Regions from separate parts of the Homo sapiens genome. Here region 1 is linked to region 2. A link is an interaction called in ENCODE POLR2A ChIA-PET data of the cell type or tissue named here. Cell type or tissue: Caco-2. All regions are shown on one strand. Links, peaks and the distances in the headings refer to the core of each region. The heading gives the core; the rest is flanking DNA.

Region 1 (6,522 bases), core at 1,506-5,505, 73 kb before region 2:
TGCACTGTATGTTTTAGCTTTCTCAAATGTACTTCCCCCAGACCTTCACATGACTGGCTCCTTCTTGTCAATCAATTTAAATGTCTTTTCTTACAGAGGGCTTCCCTGACCCCCCAGCCATTTTTAATTGCATCATGCTCATTTTTTTCTTTGGAGAAGTCATCATTATCTGATATTTTTTTTGTTTGTTTATAGTATATCTTCCCCCAATTACAATGTAAGTTCCATAGGCTTTTTGTTTGTTTGTTTGTTTTAGAAATGGGGTCTTACTCTGTCACCAAGCTGGAGTGCAGTGGTGTCATAGCTCACTGCAGCCTCCAACTCCTGGGCTCAAGCGATCCTCCCACCTCAACCTCCAAGTAGCTGGGACTGGACTGTAGGAGTGAGCCACCACACCCTGCTAGTTCCATAGGTTTTTTTCACCCTTGTATCCCCAGATTCTACTTAGACTTACCAGACACACTATAAACATTATAAATATGTATTGAGTGAATGGGAAGAATTCTTCACTGATGGGCTCATTCATTAAACATTTATTGAGTCTCTGCTATTTGAACAGCTACTGTGATAGAAATTGACGCACATAGTCTAATAAGATAGGCTTCCTCCCCTTTGACTTCCTAAAAGGCTGTGGCTCCTGCTAGGTTCCAATACTGGTGTAGTAGAAAGAGCATGGGCTTTGGAGTCTGACAGACCTAAGTTCATATCCTAGCTCTGCCACTTACTTGCTGTGTGGTCTGGGCAAAGCACCCAACCTCTCTGTCTCTCAATTGTCTCTTCTGCCAAATGGAGATACTAATACCTAACCCAGAGAACTGTGGTAAGAAATAAATAAGACACGTAATGTGTGTGAAAAGCTTAGCAGTGCCTGGTTGGTACCCAGTAGGTTCTCAAAAAAGGGAATTTCCCTTTCTACTTCACTCTAGTGAGATAACCAAAGCCCCTCTTCTCACAGCTGTCTGCCTCTCTTTGGGGGAAATTAGCAGTTCTCCAGGACAGCAGTAGAAATAATTTGGCCTGAGGGGAGCCCCCGGCTTACTGCAGTGCTCTCTTATCAAGGATCTCTGAGGAGCCATTCAGGTGGAGGTGCCCCTTGTTGGAAATAAACACCCAGTGTACTTCTCTTCATGCTCCATATATGAGGTAGCCATTCATTCATTCATTTGTTCACTTATTCAGCAGCTATTTATTGAACGTATATTATGTTCTAGGCACTGTGCTGAGTGCTGGGAATATAGCAGCAAATAACAACACAGACACGGGCCTTGTCTTCACAGTACTTGCAGTCTAGTGAAGTTTTTGTTGATTTGTTTTCCCTGTATGCCTCCAGCAAATATTTATTGGGCCTGGGGATTCTAGGCTTTCTCTAGCTTGAGAAAATGGTGACTATGGCAACCAGACTTTTATCATACCACTACCAGCCGTTGCCCCAGATGACCAAGTGGCCCTGGATCTGGCGCAGGCAGAGAGAACAATGTTTGTCCTTGGAGTTTTACAGGCTTAGGAATCCTCTGCAAGTTATTCTTAAAAGTTCTGTGTGTTGGGTGCTCTGTTTCAAGCACTAGACTTCATGCTTCACTTCCATGGTTTTGCTTAATCCCCCACAACAACCTTGAGAAGTAGATACTGTTATTAAACCCGTTTATGTTAGATAAAGAAAGGGAAGTGTATGCCAGTGGGTAGGTGAAGTGACTTGCTCTGGGTCACACAGATAGTAAGCGGTGAGATGGCATTCAAGTCCAGAGCTGTATGACTCCTGAGTTGTTTTCTACAATACCACAATGTTTCAAATATTGCCACGGGATATTTCTGCAAAGGAAGCATTACACAGGGCTGACTTGCTGGAACCTAGGAGAGCCCTTGAAAGAAAAAGTAAAGGCCAATCAAACTCAGTTTATAGACAGGAATCCTCAAGTTTCCATATCTTCTTGTATTAGTTATTTGTTACTGGGTAACACTATTACCAGAAACTTAGCAGCTTTAAACAACACATAATTATTACTTCACAGTTTCTGTGGGTCAGGAGTCTTGGCATGGCTTAGCTGGGTCCTCCATAAGGCTGCAGTCAAGGTGTTGGTCAGGGCCGGTCTCTCATCAGAGGCTCAACTGGGCAAGAATCCACTTCTAAGCTCATACGATTGTTGGTGGCATTAAATTCCTTGTGGGCTATCAGACCAAAGGCCTCAGTTCCTAGCTTGCTGTTGACCTGTTGCCACTCAGTTTCTTGCTGTATTAGTCGGAGTTTTCCAGAGAAAAAGAATCCCTAGGATGTGTGTGTGTGTGTGTGTGTGTGTGTGTGCATGTGTGTATGCATATGCATGTGTATATTGAGAGATTTATTTTAAGGAATTGGCTCATGTAATTATGGAAGTTGGCAAGTTCAAAATCTTCATGGTGGTCTGGCAGGCTGAAGACCCAGAGAAGAACTGGTGTTGCAGTTCAAGTTCAAAGGCCATGAACTGGCAGAATTCACTCTTGTTCTGGGGAAGTCAGGATTTTGTTCTATTCAGGCTTTCAACTGTTTGGAGGAAGTCCACCCTCATTAAGAAATCTGCTTTACTCAAAGCACATTGATTTAAATGTTAGTCTCATCTAAAACCACCCTCACAGAAACATCCAGAATAAACTTTGATCAAATATCTGGGTACCAAAACATAGCCACATTGACATAAAATTAACCATCATTACATCAGTGTAATGTGGGAAACTAAAAAAAAAAATTTACCAACATGCTTGTCATAGTGAACCTCCCCGACATGACCACTTGCTTCATCAAAGGAAGATGAAGCAAGGAAGTGAGTCTCCTAACAAGAGACACCTTGCAAGATTATGTAACATAATCACAGCATCTTGCCCACACTCAAGGGGAGGAGGATTACACAAGAACATGAATTCCAGGAGGCAGAAATCACACAGGCCATGTTAGAGTCTTTCTGCCACAGTCTACTCCTTGACTTCCAATGATTCATGTCTCTCTCACACGCAAAATACATTCATTTCTTTCTCAATATTCCTCAAAATCTCATCCCATTGTAGCATCTGCTTAAAGTCTAGAATCTCATGATCTAAATCAGGTCCAGGTGAAGATGCAATGTTTTAGGCAAAATTCTTCTCAATTTGTTGATCTGTAAAATGAAAGAGACATGTAATCTACCTCCCATAAAACCAACATAAAATGTTGGGAAGGCTTAAGATAACTGCTATAGACATTTCCATTTGAAAAGGAGCGGGGAAATGGGAGGCATGCACTGGTCCATGACAATTGTGAAATCCAGCTGGGCAAATGTTGGATGTTCCTTCATTAGTTCTTAAGTCCTGTTTGGTCTCTTGGTTCTGCCTTCTGAATTGTCCTTCCTTTTCCACAAAAGGTAGCACATGTGTGCAGCTAAGTAGTTTATCAGACTGCTCCCTGCCAGTAGAATTTTAGGGGTCCAGCAGCTATCTTTAATTTTGTATGCTGTCTGTCTCCATCCAAGCTAACAGTGTTTCTGCTTAAATAACTTCCTCCAAAACTTTCGAATCTTCAGTGGATTTAACTGGAGTTTGCTCCATTAGAAAAAGACATACCCACAGATCTGTTTGAGATAAGCCCTTCTTTACCTTGGACTCCTTCTGTGATGGCTTAGGTACACAACTCTTACGTTTCCTAAGAGGCCCTATTGTTTGAGAGGTTCTTGGAGCCACACCTTTAATCTCTTGAAAGGGCCCTTTGTGTGACTGAATACCACTCTGATCCTTTGATCTGAGATTTTAACAAAAGATTGTCCAGTTGCTGTTGGCTTTTTCTCTATGCCATGCTTTCCTAGCAGTGCTTGGAAGCCATTTCTTAATTTTAGCATCTTTTGCCATCTGGAGAGACTAAGAATCAAGTACTGATTTCTTTTGGGTTTAAAAGTGCTTCCCTCAATTTATGTCTCTCCTCTCACATTTTACTATAAGCATCAAGAAAAAACCAGCCCACAGCTTCAACACTTTGCTTGGAAATCTTGTTAACTAAATAACCACATTCATCACCTACACTCTACTTTCCACATAATCGCAGGCAACAGTTTCAGTAAGTGTTTTTCCACTACTTAACAAGGATCCCCCATAGCCCTGTGCCTGCCACATGGTACGTGCTTAATAAATTTTACTATTGCTATTACAACATACACAATGGGAAACAGTAACACCTATCTTATGAGATGGCTGTGAGAATTTCATGAGATTATGTGTGAAGCTGCCTGAAATATAATAGGTACTGTAAACCAAAAATAAAATTCTAAGCCCCCCAACCATTTGAATGGACCCCTTCTCTCAGCCAAGGGCATTCCAAAATTAACCTGAAAAACTACTTCAGGCCATGATGGGAAGGGGAAGTTGGATATGCCTTATTATTCCCTCCTTCCTTTTGGAATTCAGGCACAGCTGACCAGCACTAACATCAACACAGAGACCTTAAGTCTGATAGAACAGACTCTTTAAGTCTGATAAGAAACATTTACAATCTATTCTCTCTGAAGCCTGCTACCTGGAAGCTTCATCTGCAAGACAAAACCTTGATCTCTTCAACCCCCTATCATAACCTAGACATTCCTTTCTATTGATTCCAGGTCTTTAGATAATAACAAATTACCAATCAGAAAATCTTTGAATTCACCTATTACCTGGAAGCTCCTGCTTCCAGTTGTCCTACCTTTCTGGACTGAACCAATGTACATCTTACATGTATTGATTGATGTCTTATGTCTCCGTAAATATATAGAACCAAGTTGTAGCCCTACCACCTTGAGCACATGTTGTCAGGATCTCCTGAGGGTGTGTCATGGATATGTCCTTAACTTTGGCAAAATAAACTTCTAAGTTGATTGAGACTTGTCTCAGGTGTAAACTTTTTGGTTTACAGTATGCATATCCCTTCCCTTTCCTTCTGTCATGAGCTGAATGTTTGTGCCTCACCAAAATTTATATGACGAAGCCCTAACCTCCAGTGTGGCTGTATTTGGAGTAAAGAAAGAAGGTTAAATGGGATCATAGGATGGGGTCATTGATGTAATAGGATTAGTGTTCCTATAAGAAGAGACATCAGAGTACATGCTCACTCCTCACTCTTGTGTTCTCTCTCTCTCTCTCTCCCTCCCCCCTCCCCACCCCATGGAGGCACTGAGAAAGGCCACATGAGGACGTGGTGCAACTGCCCAGTGGGTTCTTCTTGCCTGCTACTCAGATAGAGTCAATTTATCAAGACAGGGGAATTACAATAGAGAAAGCATTTAATACAAGTAGAGCCAGCTAAATGGAAGACCAGAGTTTTATTATTACTCAAATAAGCCTCCTCAAAAATTTGGAGGCTACGGTTTTTCAAAGGCAGTTTGGAGGGCAGGGGTGTGAAAAATGGTCCTTGTGTGTAGAGTCTGCTTCTAGGTGAGGGCCACAGGACTGGTTGAGGGTCAGGGTGGGGCCATCCAGTTATCAGAAATGCAAAAGCCTGAAGAGACATTTCAAAAGGCCAGTTTTAGGTTCCACAATAGTAATGTTAATTACAGGAGTAATTGAGGAAGTTGCAAATCTTGTGACCTCCAGAAATCTGGTTGTCTTTCATTTGTTTTACAAAAGTGGTTTGGTTTGTGGGAAGGGCTGTTATCATTTAAACTATAAATTTCTTCCAAAGTTAGATTGGCCCATGCCTAGGAATAACCAAGGGCAGTTTGGAGGTTAGAGGTAAGATGGAGTTGGTTAGATCGGATCTCTTTCACTGTCATAATTTTCTTACTGTTATAATTTTTGCAAAGGTGGTTTCTATAGTGAGAAGATAGCCATCTGTAAGCCAAGAAGAGAGCCCTCATCAGAAATAAACTTTGCTGGCACCTTGGTCTCAGACTTCAAGCCTCCAGGACTCTAAGAAAATAAATTCCAGTGATTTAGGTCACCTAGCCTATGATATTTGGTTTTGGCAGCATGAACAGGCTAAGAAATCTTTGTTGGGTGAAGCCATTATAATCTACAGATCAAAACCCACTTTTCTCAGTTTGCAGCTGCTCAACAGATAACATTGGGACACGTGGAAGGAACCTGAATTTAAAAACAATTGTGTTCATTTTTCTCTGATTATAAAATAAACATATTGGGCCAGGCATGGTGGCTCATGCCTATAATCCCAGCACTTTTTTTACGGGCGGAGGGTGTCCATGTTCTTGGCGTCTTGAGCAAAGAATTGGAAAAAACGCACAAACAAAGCAAGGAAAAAATGAAGCAACAAAAGCAGAGATTTATCGAAAATGAAAGTACATTCCATAGGGTGGGAGCGGGTCTGAGCATAGAGACTCAAGAGCCCCGGTACAGAATTTTCTGGGGTTTAGATACCCTTTAGAGGTTTCCATTGGTTACTTGGTGTACGCCCTGTGTAAATGAAGAGGATATTTCCTGTCATAGGTAAAGTGTTTCCATTTAATTTAGTTCTAGGAAGTCCATAGGTTCCTTACCTCCAGGCCCTGTTCTTCTGCCTCTCTTTGGGAGACCAAAGTGGAAGGACTGTTTGAGCTC
Region 2 (6,522 bases), core at 1,554-5,553:
AGATCAGCATTGTCCATTAAGAATATAATGTGATCCACATAGGCAATTTTAAGTATTCTAGCCGCCACATGAAAAAAGAAATGGGCAAAATCAACTTTAACATTATAATTCATTTAACCCACTATATCAAATACATTATCATTTTAACATGCAGTCAAAATGAATACTGATTAATGACATTTTGCACTCTTTTTTGAATACTAAGTCATTGAAATCTGGCATGTAGTTTTACAGTGACAGCACATCTTAATCTGAACTAGCCACATTTCAAATGCTCAAGGGCCACATGTAACTCAAGGGCCACATGAATCTAAGGACTAGTGTATTTGTCACTGCAGACCTAGGCAATGGGGAGCCACTGAGGCGTTTTAGGCAGTGGAGCGCCATGTCCTGATGCGTGCTTCAGAGCAAGAACAGGAGCCAGCCACTCAAGATTGCTATGTGTATTTGTGCAAGTTGTGTGCGGTACAAAGGACGTGGATGTGGGCTGCAATGCAGCCCAATAATTCTATACATCAAGCCAAGCACCCTGGCACAACACTGCCAGCTCAGAGTAAAGTGAACCTTTTCCTGATTGGTCAGCCCAGAGGCAGTGCCTTTCAGAAACAACAATAAGAACAACAAAAACACAACTTTCACGAAGATACTATATGTACTAGCACTAGCCTTGGGGAAAAGCCAGGCCCATGTAGCAGGTACACATATTAGTCCACCACTCAGGTAAGAAGCAGCACATCTTTTTACAAATCATAGTGAATTCCACTTTGATCTCCCAGGACCCACAGTCTGGAGGGAAACTCAACCTCAATTATTCTTGGGACTCTTCACTCAGAGTTGCGCCTGAGTTCTGATTTTTGTATGTACCAGGACATAGGGGTATGGCCCTCTCTGGTCATCAAGTCGTCTACTCACAGCGGCTAATGCTGAGGTATCTACTGGCCTCTGTGCAGGACCCTTCAGGCCCAACAGCACTCTGATGATTCTGCAAAAATCCTCTGCTTAACATCCCACCCTCCTAGATTCCCCACCTCACCATTCCTTTCTGGGGTCTTGCTGCCTTCCCATGCACACTGCCCAGAAGCCAGCCCAGGCTCTCCTGCTCTGGAACTTTCTCTTCTCCCATTGTATCAGGGAAATCACTTTTTTTGATGTGGAAAAAAGTCGTTTTCCCTTCATGTCTCCTCCAAGATGGTTTTTGTTTTGTTTCTTTACTGGCAAACTTTCCCCACTTTGAGGCTCAAGGCTGTTGTGAACCAAAATTAGAAAGTGCTATAGGGGCGCCAGGCCTGGTGGCTTACCCCTGTAATCCCAGCACTTCGGGAGGCCGAGGCAGGTGGGTGGCCAGGAGTTCCAGACCAGCCTGAGTGACATGGTGAAACCCCATCACTATTTTTTTTTAGTGCTGTACGAAAAGTCACTTTTCTGCCCTGTTTTCTGCCGTGCTACAAACCTCCTGGTAGCCAAGAGGGCCTGAACCAGCTATCTGCTTGATGGAAGGAAAGAAAAGGAGGAATGCACAGGAAGAAAAAAATAAATAAATATATTAGTCTCCTAAAATATTATCCAGCTATAGAGCAACAGAAAGTCTCCTATACCACTGATGGAAGAGTAAATTTGTACAACCACCGTGACAGGGTTTGTCACGATCTATTAAAGTTGAATATAGTCATATCAGGAATATCACCTGTAGGTATGTATCCAATAAAATGAGTGCTTGTGGCTAGCAAAAGACATGTATAGGTGCATTCATAGCAGCACTATTCCTAATAGGATCAAACTGGAAACAACCCAAATAAATGTCCATCAACTATACAATGGACGATATATAATGGAATATTATACAATATGAGAATAAAACAACAAGCAACAACACGGCTGACTCTCACAAGCATAATGTTGAGCAAAGGAAACTAAACGCACAAAAAATCATACGGTGTGATTCTATTTAGCTATGAAGTGTTGTAAAAGGCAGAATCCAGCCTGGTCAACATAGTGAAGCCCCATCTCTACAAAAAATGCAAATATTAGCCTGGTGTGGTGGCACATGCCTGTGGTTCCAGTTACTTGGGATGCTGAGGTGGAAGGAGCCCACCTCACATGAGCCTTGGAGGTCGAGGCTGCAGTGAGCTGTGATTGCACCACGGCCTTCCAGCCTGAGCAACAGACAGACTCTGTCTAAAAAAAAAAAAAAAAAAAAAAAGGCAGACTAAGAGGGGCTTTTGAGTGCTTCGAATGTTCTGTTTCTTGACCATGGGTGGGCTCAGTTTGTGATAATTTATTGATAATGTGTTGAGCTTATAATTTTGTTCAGTTTTCTGTATATAGCCAATACAATGTTTAAAAAGTAGGATGTCAACAAAAGAAAAACAATTACCTAGTCACACCAATTAACTGACAACATGCAATAATCCAGGCAAGAAAGAATGAAGGCGTGAATAATTTAAAGTAGTGGAAATAAGGAGAGGGAAGCTAGGACTGGATGTATGATTGGATGTAGACATTAGACAGAGAGAGGAGTTCTTGACAATGCCCAGGATTCCAGCTTGGACAACTGGGTAAATGATGATGGTGGGACTGGTTGAGATATGGAACATTGGAAGAGATAAGGCTGGTGAGTAGATGGTGAATACAATTGGCACATGATGAGTTCATAGTGTCTATGGACATTCATGTGGAGAGGCACAATGGCATGGGGTTTAAAAGTGAGGGCTGATTTTTATTCTGTACATGATGGAATAAACACACACCTCCCTTTATTGCCTACTGAACTTGAGTACAAAGCTTGTACAGAATGCATGCCAAACTATTTGAGAACTCTGAAAAGTAAATATTAGCAGACAGACTAGAGAAGGCTAGAATTAACAGTGCCACCAAACTGGAAGTGAGTTTACTATTTTTGTTCCTGCAGCATCCCCCAGCAGGAACTCAAGACAATCTGAAACTCAGAAGTGAGCACTCTGGTACAGACAGAGATCCAGTAGAAACCCTCTACTTCTGGTTGGAGGGGTGGAAAGGGGAGATCCAAAATGCTCAAAGAGAGTGGAGGAAATACACTGGTGCTGTTTTTATTTTTTCCCCTGTGGTCTGTCACCCCAGTCAGCAGGCGGTCCCACAGTTGAGGTGGTGGCAGTGGGAAAGAGTAGCCGGGGATGGGAAACTGCAGAAGCCAAAAGTGAATGAAAAGGGAGAACCTTACTTTTCTGTTCAATGAAGCTGCAGCTTTAAGGGGGAGGGGCCAAAACCCATTGCCTTTTTTTTTTTTTTTTTTTTTTTTGTCTCTGTCTCCCCGCCCCCTGCTCCTTCCCCGCCCCGAGCAAAGCGTCTCCTGCCACGTGGCCCAGACAACCTCCATCAATGAGAGCCTGCAGGGTACTGGAAAGTATTGGAAGGATAACGGAAAGTGAGGAGCTCAGGAATGTGGCCCCAAAGAGCTGTTATGACATCTAGGGTTTACCCTTGACCTCTGCGTCCGTTTTCTGAACCTAACTACCATAACGAAGGCTGTCAGAACTGAGAACTGAGCTAAGCGGTCTTCCCAACAGACCCAACTGACCTACTGGTTGGTCACGCGAGAAAACGGATTAGAACTGCGAAATATTTGAAAGCTTAACTGACATTGGAAATATAGGCTGTAGAAGAATAAAAGAAATAGCAACATTCTCCATAGTGGGGGTGGGGTGATGACTCTTAAAGGGAGAGCAGAGGGAGTTTATTGGGCGTGATGAACTGTTCTGTATCCTGATTATGGTGGTAGCTACATAATCTATACATGTGTTAAAATTTATAGAACTGTGAACCAAAACGGAAGAAAGCCAGTTTTACAGAATAATACTTAAAAAAATATAATTTAAAAGTGTGAAGGCTCTGGTGTTCAAATTCTGGTAACACCACTCACTAGCTGTGTTGACCCCAAACAAGTTTCCACCCCTCTGTGCTTCAGTTTCCTTGCCCTCAAACAGAGAAAATCCTAGTTTCTGCCTCCTGGAGAGTTTGTTATGATGGAGGTTAAATGAGATAATACATATAATGTGCTTAGACAGTGCCTGAGACATAGTGTTTGCTTAAGAAATGTCTGTGTATGTCCAGTAGTCAGTTCAATATAAGGGCCTGGGGTTCAGGAAACTGGTGAGAGGATGGAAGAAATCACTGCGTGAGTCACTGCTGTGTATATTTGGGTATTTATAGCCATAGGACAAATAGCTGCTGTGACCTTATGTTTTTAAGCCATGCAACCTACCCAGCCACCAAGCTTCCTCACTTCACTCCTGACCGCTTTCCAGTTTTCATGTAGTTCCTAACCTGTGGTGCTGTCTCCAATTTGGCCTTCAGTTCACTGACTGGTCATGACCTCTCCAAGCTGTTCTTTAAGCTGTTCTCATTCTTCTTTGTGGATCAAAACCTCTTGGACATTCTGCAAAATGCCTGGCCTAGACTCTTAAAAAAGTGACAATGTCATTAAAGACCAGGAAAAAATGGCTGGGACCTTTCTAGATTAAAGGAGACTAAAGGGACATGATAACTCAATACAATGCATGGATATTGGATAGAGCAGAGGGGAACAGCTATTGAGGCTATTATTGGGATTTTTTAGGACAACTGGCTATGACTTGTATGTGGACGAATGTCCTAGTTCCTAGGAGACACACACTGGAGTATTTAGGGTTGAATATCATGATGTCTACACTGACTTTCAAATGGCTCAGAAAAATAATGATAATTTTATATAATAATAATAATTATTATATATATGCACACAATTTTAGTCATTTGTGTGCCAGATAGATAAAGCAAGATGGCAAAATATGAACAATTGAAGCTAGATGAAGGGTATATGGGTACTTATTATACTGGTGTTACAACTTTTCCATAAGTTTTAATTTCTTCAAAATAGAACGGAGTAATATGACATCACTTGGAGATATGTAAAATATACATGCTTGTTTTGCAACCCCAAACAAAGGAATTGAGAATTTATCTGGAGTTGGGGTGGGACAGATGGGCTGGGAATCTGTATTTTAAAAGTTGCGGTATCCTAGCGAAGAAACACCACTGAGAGAACCTCATCTCACACCCTCCTCTACCTCCTCTGGTCCTTGCCGTCTTCCAGGATCCAAACTCTGGCACGAGTTCTCTTTGGCAGTGTCCCAGCTAGGCCTGTCCACCCACCCTCTGTAAAGTGGGTGCAGCTAGATAGTGGGGCTTGTGGGAAGAGCAGCAAAACAAGGATAGATCCTGGGTAGGTCAACAGTTATCAGATGGGCAGAGAAAGAGGGTTCTCTGAAAGAGACTGGGAAGAAAGGGCCAGGGAAGTAGGAAGAAAACCCCAAGATTCGACTCAAAGGAGGATGGAGAGATATGACAAGTCACTCTAGGTGTGCCTGCTTAGAGTTTGCATCAGGATGGGGATAACTAAGTTGTTCTGTCATTTCAGAAGTGGACCATTTGGTTGCAGAGGAGATTTTCCTGGCAAGTCCTCCCTTCCCTTTAGCAGATAGTTTGTGCCACAGGACTCATTGACAAAGGCATCCGAAGTCTCCAACAGGAAAAATTTCTTTTCCAAAAGCAGGGCCTTTGGGAACGAGATGCTGTCAGCCACTGAGAGGAAAGTTAGCAGATCAGGGTGTTTTATTTTACTTTCCTCTCTTGCTGAGTTCTGGGACATGATTTATCTTCTATTGGGAGGTGCTGTGTTAAGCCACGTCAAGGTCATTAAAAATATATGCATTTGGCATTTGGAGGTCGGGGAGAGTTTGGAGTCTGCCTTCTACTGTTTCTGGCATCTGATGGTTGTGACAGTGGCAAATAAAGGCCTGGAGGCCAAGTGTAACCTTAGGGAAGGAAAATGAAAACCTACCACCCTTCTCTTCATCAATTGTCTCCATCACAGCTGGGGTTTCTAGTCGGTCATAAGGGGCACTGCTCACCTTCCCCATCTGCCCCCCAGTAGGTATGTTAGTTCAGCTCTGGAATCTTTTAACATTTAGTGAAGTCCATTTTAAAAAGGAAAAATGAAAGGAACCAAAAAAAAAGCAGAAATAAGCAAAGGAAGTAAAGAACAGTTAAGCAGCACATGGCTCGCTCCAATGTATCCTTCCCATAGCAGACTGAGTGAGCACTCCAGAACACAAAGCTTACTCTGAAACTGCAGAGCTCAAACCCTTCAAGTGGTTTCTCCTTGAACTTAGCAGTGAATCCACATAGTACTCTGATGCCAGCTGACTTTTCTAGCCTTGTCACCCTTCAGTTCCCCTTCACACACTTTCTACTCCAGTGCCATGTCTCCTGGATTCCTAAGCAAGCCATGCCTTTATTCACCTCTGACGTTTTGCACATGGATGGGCACCCACCAGCCACTCAAGTGTGGTGGTGAATAGTACAGAGTCAAGTCTCATTTTGCCTGGGCGTCATCCCAGATGTAGGCAACTTTCTGATCCTCTGTACCTTCATTTCCTCAGTTGAGAATTGGGGCTACCAAGAGAGGCACCTTGAGGATTAGATGTGACAATCTGTGAGAAGAGCCTA

Evidence for each region. Peaks named below come from ENCODE experiments on the same cell type or tissue, not always from the same donor. Only the 100,000 strongest peaks of a DNase experiment are listed, where the experiment ranks them.
Region 1: POLR2A ChIA-PET joins it to region 2 with 7 read pairs; 2 of 35 experiments call an interaction of 5 or more read pairs at or near these places.

Annotation. Positions count from the first base shown.
Region 1 is chrX:50,104,812-50,111,333 of GRCh38, forward strand. No RefSeq gene overlaps it. Among named protein-coding and RNA genes, the nearest start is that of AKAP4, 93 kb to the right of the region's middle. In Caco-2, for the core only: no CTCF peak of the experiment used is centred there; DNase peaks (open chromatin) are centred at 2,850 and 3,640.
Region 2 is chrX:50,177,456-50,183,977 of GRCh38, forward strand. No RefSeq gene overlaps it. Among named protein-coding and RNA genes, the nearest start is that of AKAP4, 20 kb to the right of the region's middle. In Caco-2, for the core only: no CTCF peak of the experiment used is centred there; no DNase peak of the experiment used is centred there.